Linked DNA regions of Mus musculus: region 1 is linked to region 2. Evidence: chromatin loops called from intact Hi-C (ENCODE). Cell type or tissue: heart. All regions are shown on one strand. Region 1 overlaps Mark3 (MAP/microtubule affinity regulating kinase 3). Region 2 has its middle 11 kb from the start of 2810029C07Rik.

The links. Hi-C counts contacts between places; a loop is a spot of excess contacts. Peaks named below come from ENCODE experiments on the same cell type or tissue, not always from the same donor. Only the 100,000 strongest peaks of a DNase experiment are listed, where the experiment ranks them.
Region 1: a loop joins it to region 2, with 4 times the contacts of the local background. A loop is called at or near these places in 3 of 42 quality-filtered maps.

Annotation. Positions count from the first base shown.
Region 1 is chr12:111,614,017-111,619,016 of GRCm38, reverse strand. It overlaps Mark3 (MAP/microtubule affinity regulating kinase 3), which reads right to left. Exons shown (of 18, transcript NM_001370744.1): 4 at 3,573-3,621; 5 at 634-699. Among named protein-coding and RNA genes, the nearest start is that of Mark3, 42 kb to the right of the region's middle. In heart, no CTCF peak of the experiment used is centred here; no DNase peak of the experiment used is centred here.
Region 2 is chr12:111,560,667-111,565,666 of GRCm38, reverse strand. No RefSeq gene overlaps it. Among named protein-coding and RNA genes, the nearest start is that of 2810029C07Rik, 11 kb to the left of the region's middle. In heart, a CTCF peak has its summit at 2,359; no DNase peak of the experiment used is centred here; H3K27ac peaks cover 642 bases.

The DNA.
Region 1 (5,000 bases), 53 kb before region 2:
AAGCCTTTAATCCCAGCACTTGGGAGGCAAAAGCAGGTGAATCTCTGAGTTCAAGGCTAGCCTGGTCTACAGAATGAATTCTAGGATACCCAGGGCTACACCTAGAAACCTTGCCTCTCAAAAACCAAAAAACTAGAAGATGATCAGAAGTTCAAGGTCATCATGATAGACAGATTCAGATCGTAAATTTTATGTGATCCATATTTACCACAATGGAAAAAAAAAAAGGAGAGCTGCTGTATGTAATCAACTAGGAATGCTAACAGCGAAGCCAGAGGAACAACTCTGGAGGGTAACATGCTGGTCATGCACACCTAATCATCTGAGTTTAAGGCCATGATGGAAGCAAAGAACCAAGCCTTGCACACTGTCCTCTGATCGCTATACGTGTGCTGTTACATGCACCTACACATATACATATTAAGTAGAGGTAATAAAAACAGGAATGCTAACAATCAACCACTACAACCCACAGGACGGACAAGGCAAGGTTTTGGCTCGGACCCCAGTTTACTGTGTTGAGTGTTAACTGATACCTTAGAGAGTATCCATACAGGCACTGTGGCTGCAGAGAAAAAAGGGAAAGCTCGTCCACATAATCTCTCACTCTGTAAGCAATGTAAATGTGCTTACCTCCACTTGCATATTCCATGATTAAGTAGAGAGTTTTTTCCGTTTCAATGACTTCGAACAACTTCACTGGGGGAGGGGAGAAGGCAGACAACAAAAAAGAACAAATGTCTGTATGTACAAAACATGCACAGATAAGCTCCAAAACCCCCAACCTTTTCCTGTTAAAGGTTTTTAGAGAGCTGGCCTTTATAAGTGTTTTTAGGAGTTAAAGAAGAATTCTGTATTACAGAATTTCGTAAAAGAAAACCAAGAAGCCATAAACATCAAGCTTCTCTCTGGGTGTTGAGAATGAGCCCGTCCACGGCTGCTTCCTCACTGCTCTGGCCCTGCTCCTGTCTGCGAGCTGTCAGTGTGACGGAGCCTGCCTTCTAGCATCTCGCCTGCCCTGCAGTCTCTCCTCCACTGCCCTCCAGCGCTCTGCCCACCCGAGACTTCTGGGACTTGGAACAGTGAGACTTATTCACTGCAGCTCTCAGAGAACTAGGTTCCTGTGTTAATAATGAGAGTAAAACTACAAATAACTAAAGGGGAAATGTGCCACTTAAATTTTTTGTAGTAATGCTAGTGGTATCCCCAGACTTTTTAATATTGATTTTGAGATATGCTCTAAATTTTAAGGTTGGCCTGGAATGCACTCTGTAGCCTAGACAGGCTGTGGACTTAGGATTTTCCTGCTTCCGCTTCTCTAGAGGTAAGAGTGGGCCTAGGCCAGCAAAAATAACTTTTTTTTCTTTCCTCTAAAGCTGAGATGGGAGTCCAGAGTTCCAGGGTCTTAGGCTTGCTAGAGAAATACTCTATCACCAAGATAAATTCCTACCCTTTAAAACTTAAAAAAAAAAAAAAAAAAAAACCCAGAGGCTATACTGGCCTACATAGTGATTTATTTCCAGGACAGCCAGAGCTACATATTGAAGCCTTGTTTTAAAAACCAAAACAAAATAAAACAAAACAAAAAACCCAAACAAACAAACAAAAAACCCCAAAACCCAAACAAAACAATGATTTTCAGGGGGAGGGAGCTGTTACTAAAATTTTACTATGATTGCTCCTTTGTTTAGATTTCAATAGAACTTTCTATTTCTACTAATTCTTAAAGCTACAACGCATCAATTAAAAATAAACATTTTAAAAGGAATATAAGGTAAATCTCAAGCTATTAAGTCACTATTATATAGGTCTACTTGGTTTTCTTATTTTCTTTAAACTTTTCTCAAAAAAACGAAATGATTTCTTTGATGTTTTATGGTGACTTATTAAGATACCAGATAGACCAGAGAAAATACCTGACCAAGTGGCTGAAAGGGCAAAGGAGCTGATCAGAATCTCAACCCATTACTCAGCTTCTGGGTTCAAACTACTAAGAAAACTAACCTGAGAAGGGGAAAGCAGTACTGGTAAATCAGCAATGTAAGGATGCATTCTTTTAGTGTGTGGAAGCATATAGTAGCTCTTTTGAGGAAATGCTTTAACTCAATATGGCATTAACCCCTTTAATCCCAGCACTCTGGAGACAGAGGCAGCCAGGGATAGAGAAACCCTGTGGCCAAAAAAAAAACAAAAAACAAAAAAAAAAAACAATAACAAAAACAAGAAGAAACAAACAAACAAAAGAACAAAAAAACAAAAAAAAAAAACCAACCACCCCAGAAGTGGAGACCTGCGCTCTATCACGTTCACTTTGCACTTGTGCTTTGATTCCAGGGACAGTACTGATCAAATATTTTTTTTTTAAAGATTTATTTATTTATTATATGTAAGTACACTGCAGCTGTCTTCAGACACTCCAGAAGAGGGAGTCAGATCTTGTTACGGATGGTTGTGAGCCACCATGTGGTTGCTGGGACTTGAACTCTGGACCTTCGGAAGAGCAGTCGGGTGCTCCTACCCACTGAGCCATCTCACCAGCCCTGATCAAATATTTAGTGATGAAATTCTGACCAGTAGGGATAAAATTGATTTTTCTCCAAACATATTTACCAATTCTAATATATATAATTTTTCATGACTACCCTTCAGAACGACAGCTTAGTAACAGTTTTTGCACAGTAATGCATAAAACAACACTGCTAAACATGGTATTACCCATCTCATTTACTCTTGAAATAATATTTGTAAAATAAAGGAGCTGGGAGGTGCTGAGTCTTAAGAGAAGAAGGTGGATCTCTATGAGTTCAAGGCCAGCCTGGTCTACAGAGCAAGTTTCAGGACAGCCAGGGCTACACAGAGAAACCAAAAGAATAAAGGAGCCATTATTTTGTAAAAATACAATTACACTATTCAAAAGGACCTACTATGACTTATAGAATCAAATGTTCTCACTGGTGTAGAACTTGTGTGCTCCATCTTGGCCTACAATGAGGAGGGCAGGATGAGGTCTCTTCCTCCTCTCTAAATGCTTGTCAGAGTTACGTGCATGGGACACACAGATAGTTCCTATACAATTACGTTATATAGCATGGATCCCATAGTTTATAAACTACTGTTTAAATATTACCAACTAATGACATGTAAATTAATCAGCCTGATTGTAGATATTTTTATGGCACTAGAACTTAAGTCAAATGCTTATTAATACCTGAATTTCAAAGAGCTAGTACAAACTACCTTGTATATATATTTTATTAAAAAACCAAAACAAAACAAGGCCATGGGGAAAAGGGAAGGAACTTCCTATCACTTCAGAAATGCATGATTTAGCTTTATAATGTATTTTCACTCCTTTTTTTTTTTTTTTTGGCTTTTGGGACAAGGCTTCTCTGTGTAGCCCTGGCTGTCCTGGAACTCACTCTGTAGACCAGGCTGGCTTCGAACTCAGAAATCCGCCTGCCTCTGCCTCCCAAGAGCTGGGATTAAAGGTGTGTCCCACCACTGCCCGGCTTGTAATGTATTTTCAATACTGCATATTTAATCCCCAAAGTATTTAAGAAAACAGAAAGTACCTATGTTTGGGTGATTTAAAATCTTCATTATTCTTACTTCTCTGAAGAGCTAAAAAAGCAAAAGACAAACCCTTATGTTATTAAATGTTATACTCTGCTTACAGTACAAATAAGCTTTCTCTAAGATAACTATTTCATTGTTTATATTTTTTATTCTATTTCTAAGAATAAAATAACACAGAAATGCAGAATAACCCTAAAGTATGTTTATATCCTATTACCAAATGCTTCCAGTAATGCTAACAGCAACAGTCCTGAGAGGAGCAAGCACCACACTCTGAATTTGCTTTGCTGTCTTTAAAAACAAGGTTAGATTTAGATTAGAATAGCTTGTGGTTAAACTTCATTGTCCACAAGTCTGAGGTCCAATAAAAACCTGTGCAGACCCAGTGAACTATCTTAGGATGACACGGGATTTCTTGATTCCACGTGATTCTCCCTTAAGATTCTGAATGGTAGAGGCTGGGAAGTCCTAAGTGGAGAGGACGGGTGGCAGCACAGTGGGGGCCATCTGCAGTGCAGGCGCTCCTGAGCCACACAGCTACACTTGGCTATATTACCAATGTGAAACTAAGTCAAGATGAGCCGAAGCTGGAGAAAATGTTTGGCCATCAGGGTCCATTGTCTTAGAGCAGCATAAAGTTTGCCCCTGCCTCTTTCAGGATTATTAGTACAAAGAAAGAGACCTTCTCTCCCAGAGTCAAGCTCCTGCCAATCTAATAACACACAGCTACACCAGTGAACCAGCCTTTGCACATATGGCTGAAGCAGAACAGGCAGATAAGATATACACAGAAGTAATAGTGTGGCAAGACACATGCTGAGGACTTGGAGAGGGGAAGAAGAGTATCACTGTAGATTGGGTTAACAACAGGAGCCAAAAGCTACAAAGATGTAGAGTTCATTTTGGTCAACCTCTTCCAAAGCTGTACTTCCTTTCTATGGGAAAGGCCTGGATCAACAGACTGCATCTGCTGAAAGGAACTGGTGAGAAGGCCCAGGGTTCCCACTTTGCCTGCTCTGTTCACTGTGTCTCATCTAAATTTAAATGAACAGCTGTAGGTAGATGGTTATAGGCAGACCTCAGTATATAATCTGAGCTCATATCTTAAGTATAAGGATTGATATAGACTCCTATCTTAAACACTTTATAATGTTTAATTATGGGGGAGTGCAAGTGGGCATAAGTGCCTATGGAAGCCAGAGAAAGGAAACACCAGCTTTGCTTGCATGTGCTTATGTGCACTACATGTGTTCCTGATGGTTGTAAGCTGCCATGTGAGGTCCAGGAACCAAACCCAGGTCTCTAAAAGCAACAGGTGTTCTTTACCACTAACCCAGCCCTAGCATTGATTAATCCTGACTCAGAACTAGAATGCTTTTACTTCCAACATAAATACCTCCTGTTGGTTCTATAATTTGTGTTCT
Region 2 (5,000 bases):
TGTGTAACGCCTTATGTTCCCGGTGCCCACAGAGACCAGAAGAGGGCATCAGATCTGGAGTAACAGAGGGTCAAGAGGTACCATGTGGGTGCTGGGATCAAGCCCAAGTCCTCTGCAAGAGCACCAAGTGCCCTTAACCACAGAGCCATCTCGCCAGAGCCCATTGCGGTTTTCTGAGACACTGCACTGTATACCCTGGCTGTCTGGAACTTAAAGGTATCCACCCTCCTGGTTCTGGCCTCTCAAGTGCTGGAATTAAAATGCTAGCCAGCACACGCAGCTTCAGCTGTGGGGTTTTTTGTTTTTTGTTGTTTTTTTTTCTTTGTTTGTTTGTTTTGTTTTATTTTTATGACCAGGCGAAGGCAACTCAGCAGAGAAGAATGTGGCACTGAGACAACCCAGACTCATCAAAAGAACGAGGTTGAGCCAGACCGTGGTGGTGCTCACCTTTGTCCCAGTGCTCAGGACATAGCAGTAGCAGGTGGGTCTCTGAGTTTAAAGTTAAACAGAGAGAGTTCCAGGACAGCTAGGGCTACACAGAGAAACACTGTCTCAGGGTGGGGGGGTGGGGGTGGGGGTAAGAATTACAAAAAGCTCTAAGAGAAGGGGAAGGAGATTAAAAGGTGATGTGAAGCCAGCCACATTGTTGCATCTAGCAGTACTGGATGCTTTCCTATCTGAAGACCATGTGGCCAGGTCTTCAGTTTAGGTAAAAATGAGCAGTGCCTTGGGATTCTATACCAGGCTAGTAGTAATTATAGAAAGAAAGGAGAAGGGGGCTGGTGAGTTGGCTCAGTGGGTAAGAGTACCCGACTGCTCTTCCGAAGGTCCAGAGTTCAAATCCCAGCAACCACATGGTGGCTCACAACCATCTGTAATGAGATCTGACACCCCCTTCTGGCGTGTCTGAAGACAGCTACAGTGTACTTACATATAATAAATAAATAAATCTTGAAAATGAAATAAAGAAAAAAAAAGAAAGAAAGGAGGAAAGACAATTAAACAGTAAGAAAAAGGATTTAATTTTTTTCTGTGTGTGACCACAAGCGTGCATTTGTCCCCAGTGCATGTGGAGGTCAGAGGACAACCTGGGACCTGAATTCTCACATTCCACCGTCCTTGAAATAAGGTGAGACAGCTCTCTGGCCCTTGAGCTCCTGACTCTCCTGTCTCTGCTTCCCATCTGACCACAGAAGTGCTTGAATTATAGACCTGCCAATCACTGGCATTCTGACTTGGGTCTTCATGCCTGTGTGGCCAGTGCTTTCCCAAATGAGTTATCTCCCCAGATCGAGAGAAAGCTTCCCAAATCTGGAAGACACACCCAGTGTCCCCAACACAATGAGTGTAATTTCAACACCATACCAAGGACAAAAACTGAGTCTTCTGCTTCTGGCAGTGGTGGTTTTCTCGGCATCTGAGGCTTACTTTGGGGTAATTGGGCCCTAGGTAGCACGTAGTCTTAAATGAGTAGCTTATGGTCTCTACTGTCAGGGAACTTGCTCCCTGAATGTAGACCAGGCTGGCCTTGACTTGAGAGATCCACCTGCCTCTGCCACCACAGTGCTGGGATTAAAGGTGCAGGCCACCATCTCTGGGCTTTCAAACGAGATTCTAAGCGATGCCATTGTAGTCACAGGAAAGGAAAGATGAGATTTTCTATTTTCTTTTCCTGGGAGACATAAAGAAAGAGCAAGTGGGACGTGGTGGCACACGCCTTTAATCCCAGCACTTGGGAGGCAGAGGCAGGCAGATTTCTGAGTTCAAGGCCAGCCTGGTCTACAAAGTGAGTTCCAGAACAGCTAGGGCTATACAGAGAAACCCTGTCTGGAAAAACCAAAAAAAAAGAAAAAGAAAAGAAAAGAAAAAAAAAGAAAAAGAAAGAAAAGAAAAGAAAAGAAAAGAAAAGAAAAGAAAAGAAAAGAAAAGAAAAGAAAAGAAAAGAAAAGAAAAGAAAAGAAAAAGAAAAAGCAACTCACTGCAGAGGGCACCTACAGGAGCAAACAAGAACTTTTTTTAAAAAAGATTTTATTTATTTATTATATATATATATATGACGAGTACACTGTAGCTGTCTTCAGAGACACCAGAAGAAGACATCAGATCCCATAACAGATGGCTGTGAGCCACCGTGTGGTTGCTGGGAATTGAACTCAGGACCTCTGGAAGAGCAATCAATGCTCTTAACTGCTGAGCCATCTCTCCAGCCCCACAAAGGAGAACTTTACTCAAGACCAGCCAGGTAAATCAGTTAGCATATCAGGGTTACTTAGAGAGGCATTGATGACCCAGGCAGCTACACCACCCCATCCCACCCCAGACAACTGTCACCTCTTATATAGTTGCTATCGGAATCCTGGGGAGGCGCTAATGAGCCTCCAGGGTGTCGTGGCCCTCTCATAAAAGACTGTTAGTAGTCCTGACTTACAAGGGAGGCTTGCAGATTGTCATAGCTGCTCTGCTTCAAGGCAGTAAAGTCATGGCCAACCCAGAGGACACAACTGCACTACAGACATGCTTTGAATTTAGACAATCTGCTGGTACAAGATCTGCCAACTTACTGGGTTATGAAGCACCCAGGAGATTAATAAATATATCACAGCTCTGAGTATGTTCTTTCCAGGGAGGGTTAGCAGAGGAAGGAAGTCTGGCCCTGAAAGGCTCGGTCTGAGGAAAAGGAAAAGTCCTAAGCCAGACCTCTCTTTTCCCACCTCCTCTGCCTCTCCCCTCCCCCTTTCCTCCCCACCCTGTCGGGCTAAGACCTCTGCAACTGGGGGTCAAAACAACCCTTTCCTTCATTGGTTTTCTCTGAGTATTGTGTCGCAGTGAGGAAGAGCACTCAGTCCACAGGCACTGTGAAGACACAATGTATACACTCCCAAATAGAAGAACAAACTGAAAATGTGATCAGTGCACAGACAACTCCCTCTTAACCTCCAACAAAGGCAAGTGTGTGAGGGGCTGGAGAGAGCGCTGCGGGGTTAAGAGCACTGGCTGCCTTTGTAGAAAACCAGGACTCAGATCCCAGCACCCACATGTGGACACCAGACAGTCACGTGGTACACAGATATACAGGCAAAACACTCACATATATAAAAATAAATTAAAAAAAAATTTTAACAGAAGTATGCCAGGCATGATGGTGCAGCCTTTAATAGCACTCAAGAGGCAGAGGCGTTTGGATCTCTGTGTATTCAGGGTGAGTCTAATCTACAAAGGGAGTTCCAGGCAGCTGGGCTGGCCCTGCATGAGGGCTACATAGTGAGAACCTGTCTCAAAGAAGAATGTGTGAGCATGTGTGTGTGTGTGCATGTGCTTGTGTGGTTTGTGTGTGTTTGTGTGTGTGTTGGGGGATAGGGAACAGAAATTCAGAAACAATAAAAATAGATGGGTGTGATGTTTAATTAATTGTCAACCTGATTGCACCTGGAATCAGCTGAGAGCTCAGCCTGGGGCAGGCTTGTTAGAGTATCCTCAAAAGGATTCACTGAGGGGGAAAGATGCCCCGGCCTCAGAGCAAACAGCATCTTCCATGTGTAAAGAGGTCCAATCACAAACAGTGCCTGAATAAGGCATTTTTAAGCCAGAATGGGGCTCCAGCCTTTTTTTTTTTTTTAATATATATGAGCACATTTTAGCTGACATCAGATACATTAGAAGAGGACATCTTTGTTGCATTACTGATGGTTGTCAGCCACCACGTGGTTGCTGGGAATTGAAGAGCAGTCAATGCTATTAACTACTGAGACATCTCTCCAGCCCCAAGGGACTCCAGCCTTTAATCCCAGGATTTGAGAAGAAGAGTGAGTTTGAGGCCAGCTTCATCTACATAGTGAGTTCTAGGACAACCAGAAGTACATAGAGAGATCCTGTAGATAGATAGATGGATGGATGGATGGGTGGATGGATGGGTAGATAGAAGTAAATAAATAAAAGTTTTGGGGGGCTGGAGAGATGGTTCAGCAGTTAAGAGCACTGACTGCTCTTCCAGAGGTCCTGAGTTCAATTCCCAGCAACCACATGGTCGCTCACAGCCATCTGTTAAGGGATCTGATGCCCTCTTCTGGTGTGTCTGAAGACAGCTACAGTGTATCCATATAAATGAAATAAAGTCTTTTAAAAATAAAATAAAAAATAAAAGTTCTTGTAGGGCACCCAGAAACAGTGACCACCAGTTCAGCACAGTATTGCACACACACAGCAGTATTGCACACACACAGTATTACACACACACAGTATTGCACACATACAGTATTGCACACATACAGTATTGCACACACACAGCAGTATTCCACACACACAGCAGTATTCCACACACACAGCAGTATTCCACACACACAGCAGTATTGCACACACACAGTATTGCACACATACAATATTCCACACACACAGCAGTATTCCACACACACAGTATTCCACACACACAGCAGTATTACACACACACAGCAGTATTACACACACACAGCAGTATTACACACACAGCAGTATTCCACACACACAGCAGTATTCCACACACACAGCAGTATTACACACACAGCAGTATTCCACACACACAATATTGCACACACACAGTATTGCACACACACAGTATGCCACACACTCAGTATTACACACACATAGTATTGCGCACATACAGTATTGCACACACACAGTATTCCACAACACAGCAGTATTCCACAACACAGCAGTATTGCACATACACAGTATTGCACACACACAGTATTGCACACACACAGTATTCCACAACACAGCAGTATTGCACACACACAGTATTGCACACACAGAGTATTGCACACACACAGTATTGCACACACACAGTATTCCACACACACAGTATTCCACAACACAGCAGTATTGCACACACACAGTATTCCACACACACAGTATTGCACACACACAGTATTCTGTTTCTCCTGTGCAGTTGGACAATGGGGGCGATCGTGACTAACACTGCTATAATATTAACGGACAAGCTGCTACTTGGAGGCAACTTCTTTCAC